Regions from separate parts of the Homo sapiens genome. Here region 2 is linked to region 1. A link is a loop called in an ENCODE intact Hi-C map of the cell type or tissue named here. Cell type or tissue: chondrocyte. All regions are shown on one strand. Each heading gives the region's core, and the rest is flanking DNA. Links, peaks and the distances in the headings are about the cores only.

Region 1 (8,338 bases), core at 12-8,011:
TGACTCATTTTCAAATATTCAAATCAAGGGAAGTGTTTTCTAAGATGATTTTTATCCAGTGACCAAAGATGTGTTTTTCATTGAATTTTGAGTTGATGACACAGATTAGGGTATTTAAAAGAATACACAGAGATGAGCAGGCTGTATTGATTTAAAATGGGCAATCACGCAGTCTTCATAATAGAGCAAGATTCTACTTTGTAAATAGTCCCAGATATTCTAAGGCACCGGATGCTGTCACAGTGGCTGTTATTTCCGTTTCTAAGGCGGCTTCTTTGCCTGATGTAGAATGCAATTTGGTTTTCGTGGAAAGAGGAACAACCAACAAAAAGCCATTTCTGCTGAAAAGTGTATTGGGAGAGAATATCCTTTTATGACTAGCTGGGAATGGCTGGGTAAGTGGGAGATAATGGGATTGCTTTTTTAATAATATAGAAGTTTGAAAGATGGCTGCCAGAAAACAGTGACTTCCTTGCTTCTACTATTCATACCCAAGGTTATGCCCTTACACTTTCCATATTAACATCCTCTCAATAATATGTACTTTCATCCAGTTTTGCTTCTCTGCAAAATGGCTGTTTGAAATACAAAAATAGCTGTGAGCAAAGGAGAAGAAACAGTTAAGCTGTTTTTTAGCCACGCCAGTATTGGAGATTAGCGCTCTGATGGGCAGCTGTTGGACGGCTTGATTATTTAATGTGTTTTCAGGGTAGTTAATAATACTCTTTGATCATGGGAAGAAGGGTGGCAGAGAAGTGAAAATGATTGAATTAACAGCTTATCATACTATTATGTATGGAAAAAGCGTGAGAAAGAGAAGAAAAACACTTTAAATTAGGTCACAGGGGTCTTAGAAAATTCAGTGGAACTTTTTTGGCAAAAGAAACTGCATTTCTGGATTTGAATCCCTCAGCGTTGAGGTTAATGACTTATATTGGGTCTCTTTAATCATTCCTTGTTGGAGCCAGTATCCGCTGCTTCAAGGGGTGTTTATTTGAAACAGTGGCATTTCTTATTCCTTCTCAGGAGAGAACTCGATCCCCTACCAACCAAAGATGCTGCTCGGGTTTTTGGTAGATTTTAGTGAGAGCAGAGTAGGAAGGAGAAAAGACAAACACTGCGTTTGGTGTAGAAGGCATTTGACCAGAAGCCCCTTTCCTTCTGCCAGGTGATCACATTGTTGAGAAGTGAAGAGATTTTGGAAAGGATAAATTAGGGCCCTTGTTTGTTTCCAGAAATGCTTGGCCCCTAAGTTATTGACAAATAATATTTCTAAGACATGTGGAAGAGCTGAGAAAATGGACCTCCCATTGCCCGAGTCTCACAGCATCTACAAGTTATTCCCATTCTTGAAATAAAAGTGACGCAAGCTTCAAATTAATGAGGCAACCTGTCAGTCTAGATTAGGAGGTCACCCATAGGATTTTTTTAAAAAACAAACAGCATTAAACTGCTGTTTAAGGATTAGCGTAGGGAATTCCAGCTGGAGTTATAAAGGCACACTGGCTTTCCAGTTCAATTAGGCTCAGAGTTAGCAATTGAATGACAGTTTGCAGGGCTGCAGTAGCTTTTTTTCTTTTTTTTTTTCTGTTAGGTCCTAGCTTTACAGTGAATCTTGGCTTGCAGGCTAGCTTGATTTCTACTTTCTTTTTTTCTTTTTTTCTTTTTTCTTTTCTTTTTTTTTTTTGTTTTTCAGACAGGATATCTCTGTTGCCCAGGCAGAAGTGCAGTGGTGCAATCTTGGCTCACTGCAACCTCCACCTTCCAGATTCTAGTGACTCTCCTGCCTCAGCCTCCCAAGTAGCTGGGACTACAGACTCACACCACCATGCCTAGCTGAATAGAGATGAGGTTTCCCCATGTTGGCCAGGCTGGCCTCGAATTCGACCTCAAGCGATCCGCCCACCTCGGCCTCCCAAATTGGGATTACAGGCATGAGCCACTGCACCCGGCTGATTTCCACTTTCTTAAAAGCTAGTTCTGCTCCAGTTTGCCTGGGTCTTTTATTATTATACATCCAGGCGCGGGTTGCCCCTCATTTTTCATTCTTTTCCTCCTAAGACTGGCCTCTCTTCCCTTCCCTTATCCCTCTAGACTCTTCCTATTGCTTCTCTTTGTGGTTTCTATTTTTGTCTTCCTTGTCAGAGAAAGCCAGTGTTTGCCATTTTCTGGAAACTTTCCAACTCTTGGGAATAGTGTTTGAGGAAGAACAGCCTGTAATGGTGTGAACTTGGGGTCTGCGAGGCCCTGAGCCTGCAGAAAACAAACAGCAGACTTAGAAAGAACCAGATTAGAACAAACAAGAACTTTTAGGAAAACAAGTTTAGATCACACCCATGGACCTAGTAAACAGGACTGTTCTCATTCGTGCCATTTCCCCTTCTGGGCTCTGAGGGGGAATGGGAAAATGCTTAAGGACTATTCGGTTTATAAAAAATAAAGCCCCCCAAGTGTGATGAATGGCACGAGTAGGAGTAGGCAGCTGAGGGCCTGGCTTCCCGTGGTCTGCTTCTGCCTCTGCTGGTTTCCAAGGCCTGCTATCACAAATGACCACAGACAGAAATGGATTGTCTCACAGTTCTAGAGGCCGGATGTCTGAAATCAAGGTGTCAGTAGTGCCACACTTCCTCTGAAGGCTCCAGGGGAGGATCCTTCCCTCCCTCTTTTAGCCTCTGGTGGCTCCACATGTCCCTTGGTCCTTTGATCTGCGTCACTGCTGCCATGTTCATATGGCCTTCTTCCCTGTGATGTTCTGTGCCTCTGTGTGGCCTCTCTTCTTATAAGGATGTCACTCATTTGATTTAGGGTTCACCCTAATCCAGTATGACCTCATCTTAACTAATTACATCTGCAAAGACCCTATTTCCAAATAAGGTTACGGTCTGAGGCTCCAAGTGGATAAGAATATTGGGGGGACACAATTCAGCCCACCCCTCTACCTTACCGAGGGACCTGTGAATTAACTGCTCCTTACCACACATAGCCTCGTTTTCTTGTTCACTTCCCTTCTCCCTGGTTGTCACTGTGACGTTAGATAGATGTTTCCAAATTAGTTTGTATTCCTCACAAAGAGGTATCAGGTAAATGACTATATGAACAGAGTCAGTCACCTGTTGGGGACATAATTTGTGTTCGAAGTAAAATCCCTGGGGGTGGACTGAGGCATTGGTATTTTTTAAACCTCTACACACACCAGAGCTGAGATCCCCTGAGCTTATTAACAGGGTCCTTCAGCTCTGAGCATCCTGGAATTCTTGTATGCTAATGTAAGGGGGAACCGTGTGACTCCCCTGGCAAGATAGCTGTCCCATTACACGTGCCTCTAATGTAGAAGCAAAGCCTAGGAAGCTCCTACACCCTCAAGTTTATGATCTGGGCTTGCCAATGAGTTCCTGCTTTCAGCAAGCCCTCTACTGCCACCTACTGATAATCAAGGCGGGGAAGGAGTGATGGAGCCCCTAGAGTTGAAACGTAATGAAGAGCAAGTGTGTGTCTCAATGGAGTTCCCACTCCATGTACTTGATTGTAGCCTTTCAGTGTTGTACGTGCAAGGTCAGCAGGCGGCGGGGGTATGTCCTTCAGAGGTCAAAGGCAGCTTACTCTGACAGGCCCAGCTCCACCACCTTTCAAGTTGGACTGGAGGCTACAATTACAATGTGGCGCAAAAATGAAGGTGTTACCTTCCCTCAGGTCCAAGTGTGCCCCCCTCATCCATCAAGGCCAGTTCTGCTTGAGCCTTTTTGAAAGGCTCCCTTGGCAGATTGGGATTCAACACAGAAAATGCTTCTTTCTACTGTTTAGGCAGCAATTTTAACAAAGTATCAACAAATCTGGGGTGGAGAAAGCCATTCTTCACCTTCGGTCTTCCACAGGTCCTCGCCTACAGCCATGGAACTCCCAGGTGATTGTGGCTTTTGAAGTAACTTTAGTAGAGAACAGAATTAAATATAATAAGATAAAAATATGTGGGGTTTTTTTAAAGACTTCCTAAATCCCAGTGGTTGCTATTTTATTAGTTTTCTAGGGCTGCTGTAACAAAGTACCCCAGATTTGGTGTCTTGAACAGAAATTTCTTTTCTTGTCATTCTGGAGGCCAGAAGTTCAAGATCAAGGTGTTGGCAGGGTGGATTCCTTCTGAGGGCTGTGAGGCAAGGATCTGTTCTAGCCTTTCGCTGGTTTGTAGGTGGCCTTCATCTCCCTATGTCTTCACATCACATCTTCCCCCTGTACGTGTCTGTATCCAAAATTCCCCTTTGCATAAGGACATCAGCCATATTGAATTAGGGCCCAACCTGTGGCCTCGTTTTAATCTGATTACCTCTATAAAGACCCTGCCTCCAAATAAGGTCACATTCTGTGGTGACAACAGTTAGGACTTTTAACATAGAAATTTTAGGGGAACACAGTTTAGCCCGTAACAGCTACTTGGGTGTTTTTGTAAAGGAAAATGCCGCCGAGGAAAGTGCTGAGATGGAAAAGGCTTGATGGGAGCACAACTTTTTTTTTTTTTTTCTTTTTTTGATGGAATCTTCCTCTGTCACCCAGGCTGGAGTGCAGTGGCGCAATCCTGGCTCACTGCAACCTCCACCTCCCAGGTTAAAGTGATTCTCGTGCCTCAGTCTGCTGAGTAGCTGGGAATTATAGGCGCACGCCACCACACCCGGCTAATTTTTATTTTTATTTTTTTTTTGTAATGACAGGGTTTCAGCATGTGGGCCAGGCTGGTCTCGAACTCCTGACCTCAGGTGATCCACCTGCCTCGGCCTCCCCAAGTGCCAGGATTACAGGTGTGAGCCACCACACCCAGCCTGGGTGTGCAGCTTCTAATTTCCACCCTCTGGGTCTTGGCAGAGGGCCTCTGGTGCATTCCTTCCTGTGGGTGAGAGAGAAGCCAGTGGCGTTGTCCTCAGGCAGTGCTCCTTTTCAAATGAAACCAGTACCATATTCCTCCCCCCACATTTTTCAAATGTGGCTGAAGCAGGGGTCAGAGTGGATTGTGTTGCAGCAACAGATCTATGTGATGTGTTAGATGATAAGGTGTATCAGTCCATTTTCACACTGCTATAAACAACTACCCAAGACTGGGTAATTAATAAAGGAAAGCGGTTTAATTAACTCATAGTTCCACATGACTGGGGAGGCCTCAGGAAACTTACAATCATGGCAGAAGGTGAAGGGGAAGCCAGGCACATCTTACTTAGTGGCAGGAGAGAGACAGAAGTGGCAATCACCAGACATTTTCAAACAACCAGATCTCATGAGAACTCTGACATGACAACAGCAAGGGGGAAGTCTGCCCCCATGAATCAATCGCCTCCCACCAGACCACTCCCCCAACACATGGGGATTACAATTTGACATGAGATTTGGGTAGGGACACAGAGCCAAACCATATCATGAGGTAACCACCCAGATTTACAATTAGCAGGAGTCACTCAAGTGCTGAAAAGTCCACTGCAGAACTGTCCACCAGTATAAATCACTGATGCTCTCAGGCTTCTCTTGGGTCCTTAGGAAACAAATTAATCAGTCAGGGAGCTGTGTTAAAATGTTACCACATTAACAGTTTTGAAATGAGAGGCCAAATCTTAAATCCATCCCAGGAGACGGCACAGACGAGTGTCAGCTGCGTCTTGGGTCTGCTCTCACCTTATGGCTCATCTACCTGCTGCTTAGTGTGGGATGCTTTAATGAGGCATCTGGAGGCCGGCAGGAGGCCTGGCACTCCATGTGCTGCCAACACCCCAGAATTCAACCAACAGTCTACCAGATCTGGAACAAAATAGCTGTCTTCATCCCAATTGTACACATCCTTCAAGGATGGCGAAAGTCCTGCCTTCTGCCTCAAGGCTTCTCGGTTGAAGCCTTGTAGTCCCTGGTCCTTGGAAGAGAGTAACGTCACCTCTAATGCTGCGTCCAAATATATTTTTTAAGTACAAAGGTAGGAAATTTGGATCTGAGCGTGCCTAAGTTTCCTTTCGGCAATGCAGTTCCATAGCACTGTGATTTTCTTCTGTTCACACTGCTATGTCCTGATTCTGCAGCACTAGCACGTGTATTTGTTTCCATGCCTAACAAAATGGTGAGCTTTTGGGTCCCTGCTACTACTGGAATCCAATACAACGAGAAATCCCCCACTGCACTACATCCCCAAATGATTGTGCCTTGTGAAGTAATTCCCAATAGAGGATAGATATGAATATAATAAAATATAGAGCTTTATTTAAAAAAAAGAGAGAGAGAGAGACTCTGGACTTCCCAGAACCCAAAGGTGATACCTTGTGTTTAAAACTTAGGGATCTCAACCAGGCATGGTGGCTCATGCCTGTAATCCCAGCACTTTAGGAGGCCGAGAGGGGCCCATCACTTAAGTCCAGGAGTTCAAGACCAGCCTGGGCAACATGGTGAAACCCCATCTCTACTAAAAATGCAAAAATTAGCTGGGCATGGAGGCGCATACCTGTAATCCCAGCTACTTAGGAGGCTAAGGCACGAGAATCACTTGAACGCAGGAGGCGGAGGTTGCAGTGAGCCAAGATCATGCTGTTGCTCTCCAGCCTGGGTGACAAAGGGAAGCTCTGTCTCAAAAAATAATAATAAAATAAAATTCAGGGATCTCTGGGAAAGAAATCGGGTGAACCCAGAGATGAAGGGGACCCCGGAGCCAAGGAGATGATGTTGGGGTGAGATATCCTGAGCCTTAATATGGATTTGTGGTGATGTGTGAGTTTTGACTAACGTGGGCAGAGGGAGGCGGGATGAGTTGATGTGATCTCATGGCAACGAGAGGAACATCAGACAAAAGAATCAGGACAATAGAAATAGAAAGGAAACAGAGCAGACCTGGAAAAAAAGAGAATTCAGAATTGATGACAGAAACAGGAGCTGTGTGTAGGAAAATGAAACACGGGACTAAGCCTACGATGGCCGAGAGAAAAGCTGATGCTTTCGTCAAAGATATTTGGGACAAAGAATTTCAACTTGAAACCAAAGTGAGGATTTCCTGGACACCAGAGAAAGCTCTTGCTTTAATAAGGCCTCAGGACTGAAACCTGAGGTAATTATAGTTAAAAAAAAAAAAGGGGGGGGGATATCACCCCAAGGGTTGACTGCTCAGGGATCATGGAGACCTCACAGGACTTGTCAGTGCTGTTCATCTTGGCCAACCTAACTGTGGTGAAGTTCCGCCTCTCTCAGCACTGCCCTAAAACTCCCTCACACCACATCCCAGATGTTCAGAAATTCTCGATATGTTTGTAAGCCAGTCGGTTGATGGGGGCAAGGGTGTCAAGGGAAGGCTTGAGAAAGGCAAGCAGGAGTGGAAGGAATGAGTCTAGGAAAAAAGTTTCTTGGAAAAGAAACTCCTCACCTTCTCATGCCCTTCCTGTGGCTCTGAAAAGTAAACCGAGGCCATCTGAGTTGGGAAGCCCTCCTGGGAGTGTTTCCTGCCTGGGCTCCCCTCCAGGGGATCCGACTTCACAGTACAGTCAGCCCCCTAGAAAGGGCTTCTGGGTTAATTAGTGGACAGATTGCTTTTGATTTGCTGTTTTCCCTTATTGCTCTGTATTAGTGTTTAATTATTTAATTTTAAATAACTTTTTAAAATAAATGTTGAAAATTATTTAATTGTAATATTGAAAAGCTTTGTAATCTCTGACCCCTTGTGTACATACTATTGTGTAGTTTCAATCATAGAATCAAGCATTTTATTTTAGGTAGAAATAAAAATACACCTTTCTCTTTCTTATACCCCAACATATGTGTGGGATGAATAACACTGGGATTTAGGCTGAAATACTCTACTTTTACTTTTTATGGCAACTATTAACGACACTTTTTACTGTCAGGTATCAGAATTTTAAATAGTTCATGAATTCTCAGAGTATCTCAGTGCATAGGCAAAAATGCTGCACCTTTGTGGGCGTGTGTGTGTGTGTTTTTGTGTGTGTGTGTGTGTGTGTGTGTGTGTGTGTACAGAGGTTCACCTGGGGACAGAGCTGAAATGTCACTCCAGGGTCTGTAGTCTCTGAGCTCCTCTGCCAAAGCACCAGCACTGAGAGGGAGGAACTTCACCACAGTTAGGTTGGCCAAGATGAACAACACTGACAAGTCCCGTGAGGTCTCTGATCCCTGAGCGGTCAAACCTTATTTCAGTCTCTACACCCATTCGGTCAGGATGGGTCTGAATCTTGGTTGACCTTGAGGAGAAGCTGCTAATCTTTTGGGCAATAATGCCCTGAAGAGTCCATCTGCGTGCTGGGGAGCAGAAGGGACTTCTGCGTGTACCACACTTTGAAGAATGAGCTCAAGCTATGAGTTAGTTTCCTTCCAGGGTAGA
Region 2 (8,338 bases), core at 311-8,310, 490 kb before region 1:
CCTGAAAATTGAGGAATTTAAGTATTTGTTTGTTTGTTTGTTTGTTTGTTTTTTGAGAGGAAGTCTCACTCTGTGGCCCAGGTTGAAGTGCAGTGGCATGATCTCAGCTCACTGTAACCTCCACCTCTTGGATTCAAGGGATTCTCCTGCCTCAGCCCCCCGAGTAGCGGGGATTACAGGTGACCGCCACCATCCCTGGCTGATTTTGTATTTTTAGTAAGGACAGGGTTTTACCATGTTGGCCAGGCTGGTCTCAAACTCCTGACCTCAAGTGATCCACCCGCCTCGGCCTCCCAAAGTGCTGAGATTACAGGTGTGAACCACCACATCCGGCTTTAAGTATGTATTTTTGATAAACTGTACCTAGAAGGCTTTAACAACTAATACCTAAGAACCAGGTCCCTCATATTTATTCACCTGTCAAACCAAAGGTCATCTGTCATTTTGTTCTACCTGTTCTTAATAAGACTTTGTAATCCAGAAATAAAGTATAGAGCCATTTTGTTTTACATAGGAAGAACATATGATTTGTCATCTAAACCAGAATACAGATGCTCCTAGATTTACAACAGGGTTACACCCCAATAAACCCATCATAAGTTGAAAATGCATTGAATACACCTAGACTGCAGAACATCACAGCTTAGCTTAGCCTACCTTGAACAAACTCAGAACACTTACATTAACCTATGGTTGGGGAAGATCATCTAACACAACCCCATTTTATAATAAAGTGTTGAATATCTCATGAAATGAATACTGTACTGAAAGTGAAAAAATCGGTGTATGGGGACTCACAGTATGGTTTCTACTGAATGTGTATCTCTTTCACACCATCATAAGGTTGAAAAATCATTAAGTCGATCCAGCCAAAGTTGGGGATCTGTACTTTTGTGAGCGAAAGATAATAATTGTAATTATGTTTAGATTGTCCCCAATAAACCAGGAGACATGATTACTCTAGCTACCAGCCTGCATCCTCTCTTAGAACCGCATCTCTTTGGAGATGGCTTTCTAAGAAAACTAGCAATGAAACCTGGAAGGAAAGAGGGAACATACAGAAATGAGAAGAGTCAGCTCAGAGGTTCTCAACCCAGGCAGGCTGCACATCAGAACCACTCAGGCAGCTTGGTGAAAGTACCCATGCTTTGGCCCCAGTCCTAGAGATTCTACTTTAATTGTTTTGAGGTGGGACCTGTAGTTTTTAAAAAATTTCCCAGATGATATTAATTAGACAAGTGCATCTCAAACTAATTACCGGCCAATCACCTTGGGAATGTGTTAAAATGTGGATTCTGACTCAGGTATGAGGAGGGCCAGAGATTTTGCATTTCTAACAAGCTCCCAGGCAATACTGTGCTGCTGGTCCAGGAGCCACCCATTGAATAGCAAAGAGCTAGGTGAACTGTGAAGTGCTAGCAGCAGGACCTTGAATTCTTTAAAACTGTAGAATGAGCAGCACCTGTTTTTAATACCATTCCACACATCGATCTCTGTCTTCTAGACTTCTATTTCTGTTGCTTATTGGATTCCACCTGAATGTCTTATAGACATCACCAACTTGACATGTGCAACACTGATTTCCCGCCAGCCTCCTGTGCACTCCTCCAAAACAAACTCCAGCATGCTGTTTCTTTCATTCTTCTCCATCTCAGTAAATGGCAGTTCCTAAAACATGTTAGACCACCTCATAGCTCTGATAGAATCCTCCCCTCCACCTCATTTAGAGAAGAGCCCAAACCCTTACCATGATCTTGAATGACATACTGGAAATGGCCCCCTTCTCCCTCTGACCTCATTTCCTATCTCTTTTCCTGCTTCTTTCTCCACTCCAACCGCTGTTTGGTGAACATGACGAGAATGCTCTGCCTCGTGTTAGTTACGATGGCTGTTCCCTCTGCCTGAAATGCTTTTCCTTCTGACATCTGCATAGCTTGTCTCCTTACTTCTCAGTAAGGGTGTCCCTGGCCACCTAATATAAAATAGCCCTCACATGCAGGTACTTCTTACTTCCCTACCCTGCTTTGCTTTCTCCATGGCATTTATCCTCATCATATATATATATATTTATTTTATTTTATTATCTGTCTCCACCCAGTAGAATGGAAGCACCAGGAGGCTGGGACTTTGTCAGATTATTTCCCTGTATCCCCAGTGCACCTGGTACATGGTAAATGCCCAACGCAGTTTTGCCAAATTATTGCAATATTGACCATTAATTACTTTGGAATCTCTCAGCCCAATTATATCACACAGGAAGCTGAAATATTCTGTACTCAGGATGAATGTTGGTGCTATCATCAGGTTTCCTCCTATGACTGAGGTCTTGAATAAAATAAATGCCATTTTTAAGGTCCCTACAACATGCAGGCTCCATTCTAAATACATCCTTTATCTTATTCATCGTTCCAGTGGCCTCATGGCAGAATTATCCTGCTTTGCTTTTGCAGGAAAGGAGACTGAGTCAGGAAGCAATTCAGATTCATGGAGTAGGTAATTTCTGGATTGGAGGTTTAAACTAAGTCTTTCTTATAACAAAATCCACATTGTCCATGTTAACGTTGAAGGCCCAGAAGAGAATTTCTTTTTATTTGTGCTTGAGTCCAAGGCTACCTCTGGAGCCTCAGTACAGTGTTATTGAGAGGTTTTTTCCTCAGATCAATCAATTCTGTGATTCCCTGACACCAACTGGGTGCAACAATTCTATTCAAGTCAGTTCTGACATTATCTGGATTTAGCCCAGACCCCACAAGTTAAGGGCTCAGTCTCACAAGATTGCTCCTACTAGGAATGCCAGCTGCAAATGGGGTGCACAGGCTACCCACATTTTTGCCTTGCCAACTACAAATTTAGGGTTTTCTACAATCCCCCTTCAGATTTAATAATTCACTAGAATGACTCACTGACCTCAGAAAAGTGCTTCGCTTAGCATTACTGGTTTATTATAAAGGCTAGAACCCAGAACCAGCCAAATGGAAGAAATGCTTAGGGCCAGGTGTGGAGAAGGAGTGTGGAGCTTCCATGCCCTCTCTGGGTAAGACAGCCTCCAGCACCTTGATGTGTTCACCAGCCTGGAAGCTCTTCAAACCCTGTTGCTGAAGTGTTCTTATGGAGTTTTCACTAGGTAATTATGGTTGATTAAATCATTGGCCCTTGGCGGTTGGATTTGGTCTCCAGCCCTGCTCCCCTCCCTATAGGTCACGGGGTGGGGCTGAACATTCAAACCCTCTAACCACCTGTTTGGTTCCTCTGGCAGCCAGCCCTCCACCTGAAACTATGTTGGGGCCCACCAAGAGTCACCCACTAGCATAAAGTCTGCTGTGGCTGAAATAATAACAAAGACTCCTATCATTCAGGAAGTTCCAAAGGTTTTAGGAGCTCTGTGCCAGAAATTGAGGACAAACACCACATGTATTTGTTATTCCACACTGTTAAAAGAAGTTTAGCCTAAAGCTGCCTCCTTACATAATTTAAGTTTGGCCTAAAGGTTTTTCCATACATAGTGAACTATGACCTAACTGGATGTGTAAACAGACTGTAACCTACTCTTGTGACAAGTAGCTGAGTCTCAGCCAATCACAGTGGCTGAGTTTCAGCCAATTACAGGCAGCCACTTTTTCAAAATATGTTCAAATAAGGCAAAAACTGAGCTGTAACCAATCCAGCTATCTCTGGACCTCACTTCTGCTTTCTGTACTTCACTTTTCTTTTTCTGTTCATAAATGTTATCTGACGTCGTGGCAGCTCCAAGTTGCTCTGAACCTATCTGGTTCTGAAGGCTGCCTGATTCAAGAATCGTCCTTTGCTCAGTTAAACTCTTAAGTTTAATTTGTTTAAGGTTTTTCCTTTAACAACAGTTGTAAAAGTGAATAGCGTCTTAAAAACAACCAGTTTTCTGTACTAATTTTGAATTAGCAATGAATAGGATTCAGAAACATTATGAAAATAATAATGTTCTAAATACATATTGGATATCTTTTCTAGTTCATAAGGGATCTAGAGTGAGTAGTCAAAAACTTGGAGAATAAAGTAGAAATGGATATAATACATATGATGTGAAAGAGAAACAGAATGGAGTTCAGAAGTGATGCAAATCCACATTCACTTAGCCATTCACTTTCATGACAAGACAAAGATTTTTGTATATGTATATGTGTGTACATGCATGTGTGTATGAGAGCAAGATTTGGGGATCATACTAGGTATATATGATTTAAAGAGCTAAAAGTTGTGCCTCGGTCCTGGTTTTGGGTCAAGTTTGGATTACAGTTTATAGCCCCCCAAACCCTGAAAAAAATTATATTTCCTCTCCTTACTTTCCCATATGTAGTTAAAAATGAAAACAAATTCAATTTTAAAAATAAATAAAAGATGTTGTTATTTAAAAAGAAAACCTGAGCAAGGATATATTAATAGCCATATATATGAGGGAAAACATGAGGAAATACCTCATTTTATTTTTCTCCTCAGAATTTGGTCGGTATTGCTGCACTTTGGAACTATGGGGGAGGGCAAAGTGTTGAAGAGAGAGTTGAGAAGAGAAACACTTGGTGAAGAGTTGGGCTCTAAACTCTATGACCAAGTTAAGGAGCTGGCTCATTCCACTTAGACGAGAGGCGTGACTTGGAGGTCTTCAGGAATTTAAGGAATAATGTGAGGCGGGAAAGATGACCAGCTGTTCTCCATAACTAATGAATATGTAATTTGAGGAAATAAACTCAAGCTGAACTGGAAGGGATTCACGTTGACTGTTAGAACAATTTCTCAACTGTCAAGACTCCTGCCCAATTAGGATGGCTAGTTTGTGCTTTTCTAAGTCTCTTTGCCTACATATATTCAAATAATTTTAAAACAGGGGCAAGAGTAGAAAGTATTGAGCAGGATAATGTCTCAAAGTATGTGTCAGCCTTAAAATTTTAGTTCTGTAATTATAATTTTTTTTTTTTTTTTAAGAAACAAGAAACAAGTTCTGGTCAGGTGGGTTAGATTTCCCTCTAGTGGTGTTGAAAGGAATTTAGTATGGCTGTGTTTTCATAACTGGCTCTTGGGGCGGAATTAAACTTGGAAAGATGCAAAGATGTATAGGTTTTTTTCTATTTCTGCTTAGATGAGTACTTTCTGGAAAGGCAGACAAAACGCCAGGGCAAACAGTCCTTCTTTTTCTTCCTTAGATATTGAAATCTGGACTCATACTCTGCCGTTACTACATATTGTTTTCCCTGGAGCTGAGAACACTCCTTGGGAGGGTTGGTCATCTGATGGCATGTGAAAAACTCCCTTGGTTGGGAATCTGGGAGATTCCCTCAGGGCCTAGTGTCTATCATAGACCAGGGCTTTTTACAGTTTTGATGACAATAAGCCTTTTTCTTGGCCAAACATTGTGATCAGATCTCCTTTCAAGGTACTGAGTATGTGAAGCCCTGTGTATCCACACTCCACATGGTCTAGGACTTGTGGGAAACTATGGACTGCCACCGTGAACCACTCATGTTAATCCCACAGACAGAGCCCATCTCAAATCTCTCTTTGTGGCAATATATACAAAAGAGGCCCTTAATTCCAAATCTTGCAAGAATACCGGCATTGCCAGCTTATCCCGAGAACCAGTGGTCTTAAGAACAGACCACTGAAGAGCCAAAAGGCATGCCTTGATCCTGGCTTTAGGTCAAGCTTGGATTACAGTTTAGAAAGCCTGGACCCTAAAAAAAATTATATTTCTCCTTTCTACTTTCCTATATGTTGTTTAAAATAAAAAACAAAATTAGCTTTAAAAATAAATATAAGGAAACCTAAAAATGTTTTGATTTTTTTCCTTATAATGCTATTCTAATTTCTAAAATATTAAATATCAACTTCTTACCAAAATATCTTTTGTTTTGGTGCCAGTTTTACCATGTCTAAAGCACATGCTTAACCAGCTATTGGTTAACCCAGTGATGTTTATATCCACAAATCACCAAGTCTTGCTGGATCTTGTTTACTCAGCCTGAAAAAGGAGCATGAATGAATTTGCAGCGGTCACACAAGTCCAGAGGTCACTGGTCATCACTTCTCTTGCCAGATGGATGGGTTTGACAAGCTGTGTCCAGCACAATCTGCCTTTCCCAGCAGCCTTTTTGTTCTAGCCCAGATGCACAGCACAACCACATTTCCGTGCCTTTCAGGAGAAAGCTACCCAGGTCTCATGAACTGGTGGTGATTCAGGTTTTCTTTGAAGTGGTGTCCTTCCTTGGTGTACAGTAAATAATTTGCTTTGCTTATATAATAAACAAGAGTGTATCTTAACAAATGGGGACTGACAGTGAACCTGGAGGTTGCCTGTGGCCTTCAGAAGGAAGCTCTGGACTAGTGTGTGCAATTAGCCAGCATCTGGAAGCAGCTTTTCCTGGGCTTCCCAACACGGTCATGCTTCATTCACATGGGGAATACAGGATCTGAGCTGTTAAGGGGAGAATGTGGCTGTTTTTGCTCTCCCGTCTACTCTTGGCTGAATTTAAGTTTGATGCCCTAATCCCAGAACGAGAACTCCTGTTCAAGATGCAGGTGAGGGAGTTTCCCATCCCTTGTTTTTGACTCCCAGGAACGCTGGCAGGCCTGACAAACTCCAGGGAGGAGCATCTCAAAGCCAGAATGCTTAGGCCTTGGGCAGGAGGGAAAGCTGTTAAAGGTTTATACAATTCTGGTATCGTGTTTGTGTTTTTGGTTTTACTTTTGAGCATTTTTGTTGGTACAAATCATCACTTGGGACATACTTTGGCAGGTTGGGCCTGTGTACTATACCATCATGATATGAGATGGAAGGTAGATGAGGCTGACAGAGTGGCTTGAAATGTAGACTTCATTATTATTCAGGTATGGGGAGGCCAACAGATGATGAGATGACGGCCATTGAAGAGATAGTTTGTTACTCACAGTTCCCAAGAGGAGGGGACCCAACACGCCACACAGGGCCACGCAGGGAAGCGCCAGCGTCGGACAGGAGGCAGCATGAGCAAAGGGAAAATGTGGGTGAAGCCTTTTTGGAGATTCTCTGGGAAAGGTAAGGTAAAGCATGATGAGAAGGTTTAGGATTAGCTTGTTTGAATAATTTCAGCAGGCTCTGGGGCACAGGGACTGTCCCTAATTTGCTGGTACCTAGCCTTGGGGTGGTTAGGGCAGAGAAATAGTGGCCCAAGTGTGAGAGCCCTGTGAGGGTCTGAGAAAGGAAGTGTTTGGTTTGCATCTGAAAGGCAAGCTCCAGGGTGTGTTGTTTGCTGTCTCTAAGAATTAGCTAACCCTGGGAAGAACAAAACCTTCCAGAGTCAGCCAGGCCCCAAGATGTCAAAGCATTAGAATAAAAACACCAGCTTAACAGCCAGAGGAAAAGATAAAACCACTGTCACTTTCTCAGGTGGGTAAAATTGTTAGGGAGCACCCCAACAAGATTTTGTTTTTTTCACATACCATCAAAGCTGGATGGCCTCTGATACAAAGGTTGGGCTTTGAAATCAGCATTTTTTTTTTTTTTTTTTTTTTTGAGACAGAGCCTCGCTCTGTCACTCAGGCTGGAGTGCAGTGGCGCAATCTCAGCTCACTGCAAGCTCCGCCTCCTGGGTTCACGCCCTTCTCCTGCCTCAGCCTCCCAAGTAGCTGGGACTACACGCACCCGCCACCACGCCCGGCTAAATTTTTGTATTTTTAGTAGAGATGGGCTTTCACCATGTTAGTCAGGATGGTCTCGATCTCCTGACCTCGTGATCCGCCCACCTCAGCCTCCCAAAGTGCTGGGATTACAGGCTTGAGCCACCGTGCCTGGCCGAAATCAGTTATTTTTGTTTTGAGTCCTAGTTCTGCCATTTTCCAGTTTTGTGATCTTGGGCAACTTAATATCAGTCAAATTGAGATAGATATACTTCTTATTTTATATTGTTGTAATGATTAAATCAGATAATTCATATATGTAAAGAGTTTTGTACAATGCCTGTGTAAATCAAAGAAAATGACCAAGATGAGTCTCAATCGTTTTAGAGGTTTACTTTGCCAGGTTAAAGGTCATGGCCTGTGACACAGCCTCAGGAGGTCCTGAGAACATGTGCCCAAGGTGGTTGGGTTACACTTGGTTTTATACATTTTAGGAAGATAAAAGTTACAGGCAAAGACACAAGCAACACATGTAAAGTATATATTGGCCTGGCCCAGAAAAACAGGACATGTCAAAGAAGGGGAGGCTTCCAGGTCATAGGTGGATTCAAAGATTTTCTGATTGGCAATTGGTTGAAAAATCTAAGCTTTGTCTGAAGAGGTAAAGTCAGTATAAACAAATGCTTGAGTTAAGATAAAGAAAGTTGTGGAAGCTGAG

The links. Peaks named below come from ENCODE experiments on the same cell type or tissue, not always from the same donor. Only the 100,000 strongest peaks of a DNase experiment are listed, where the experiment ranks them.
Region 2: a loop joins it to region 1, with 4 times the contacts of the local background. A loop is called at or near these places in 3 of 110 quality-filtered maps.

The regions. Positions count from the first base shown.
Region 1 is chr9:68,996,398-69,004,735 of GRCh38, forward strand. The region is part of intron 15 of PIP5K1B (phosphatidylinositol-4-phosphate 5-kinase type 1 beta); the gene reads left to right. Among named protein-coding and RNA genes, the nearest start is that of PRKACG, 14 kb to the right of the region's middle. RefSeq lists an enhancer at 2,667-2,796. In chondrocyte, for the core only: CTCF peaks have their summits at 3,420 (motif pointing left) and 3,633; no DNase peak of the experiment used is centred there.
Region 2 is chr9:68,502,654-68,510,991 of GRCh38, forward strand. The region is part of intron 10 of PGM5 (phosphoglucomutase 5); the gene reads left to right. Among named protein-coding and RNA genes, the nearest start is that of TMEM252, 34 kb to the right of the region's middle. In chondrocyte, for the core only: CTCF peaks have their summits at 4,985 (motif pointing left) and 5,200; no DNase peak of the experiment used is centred there.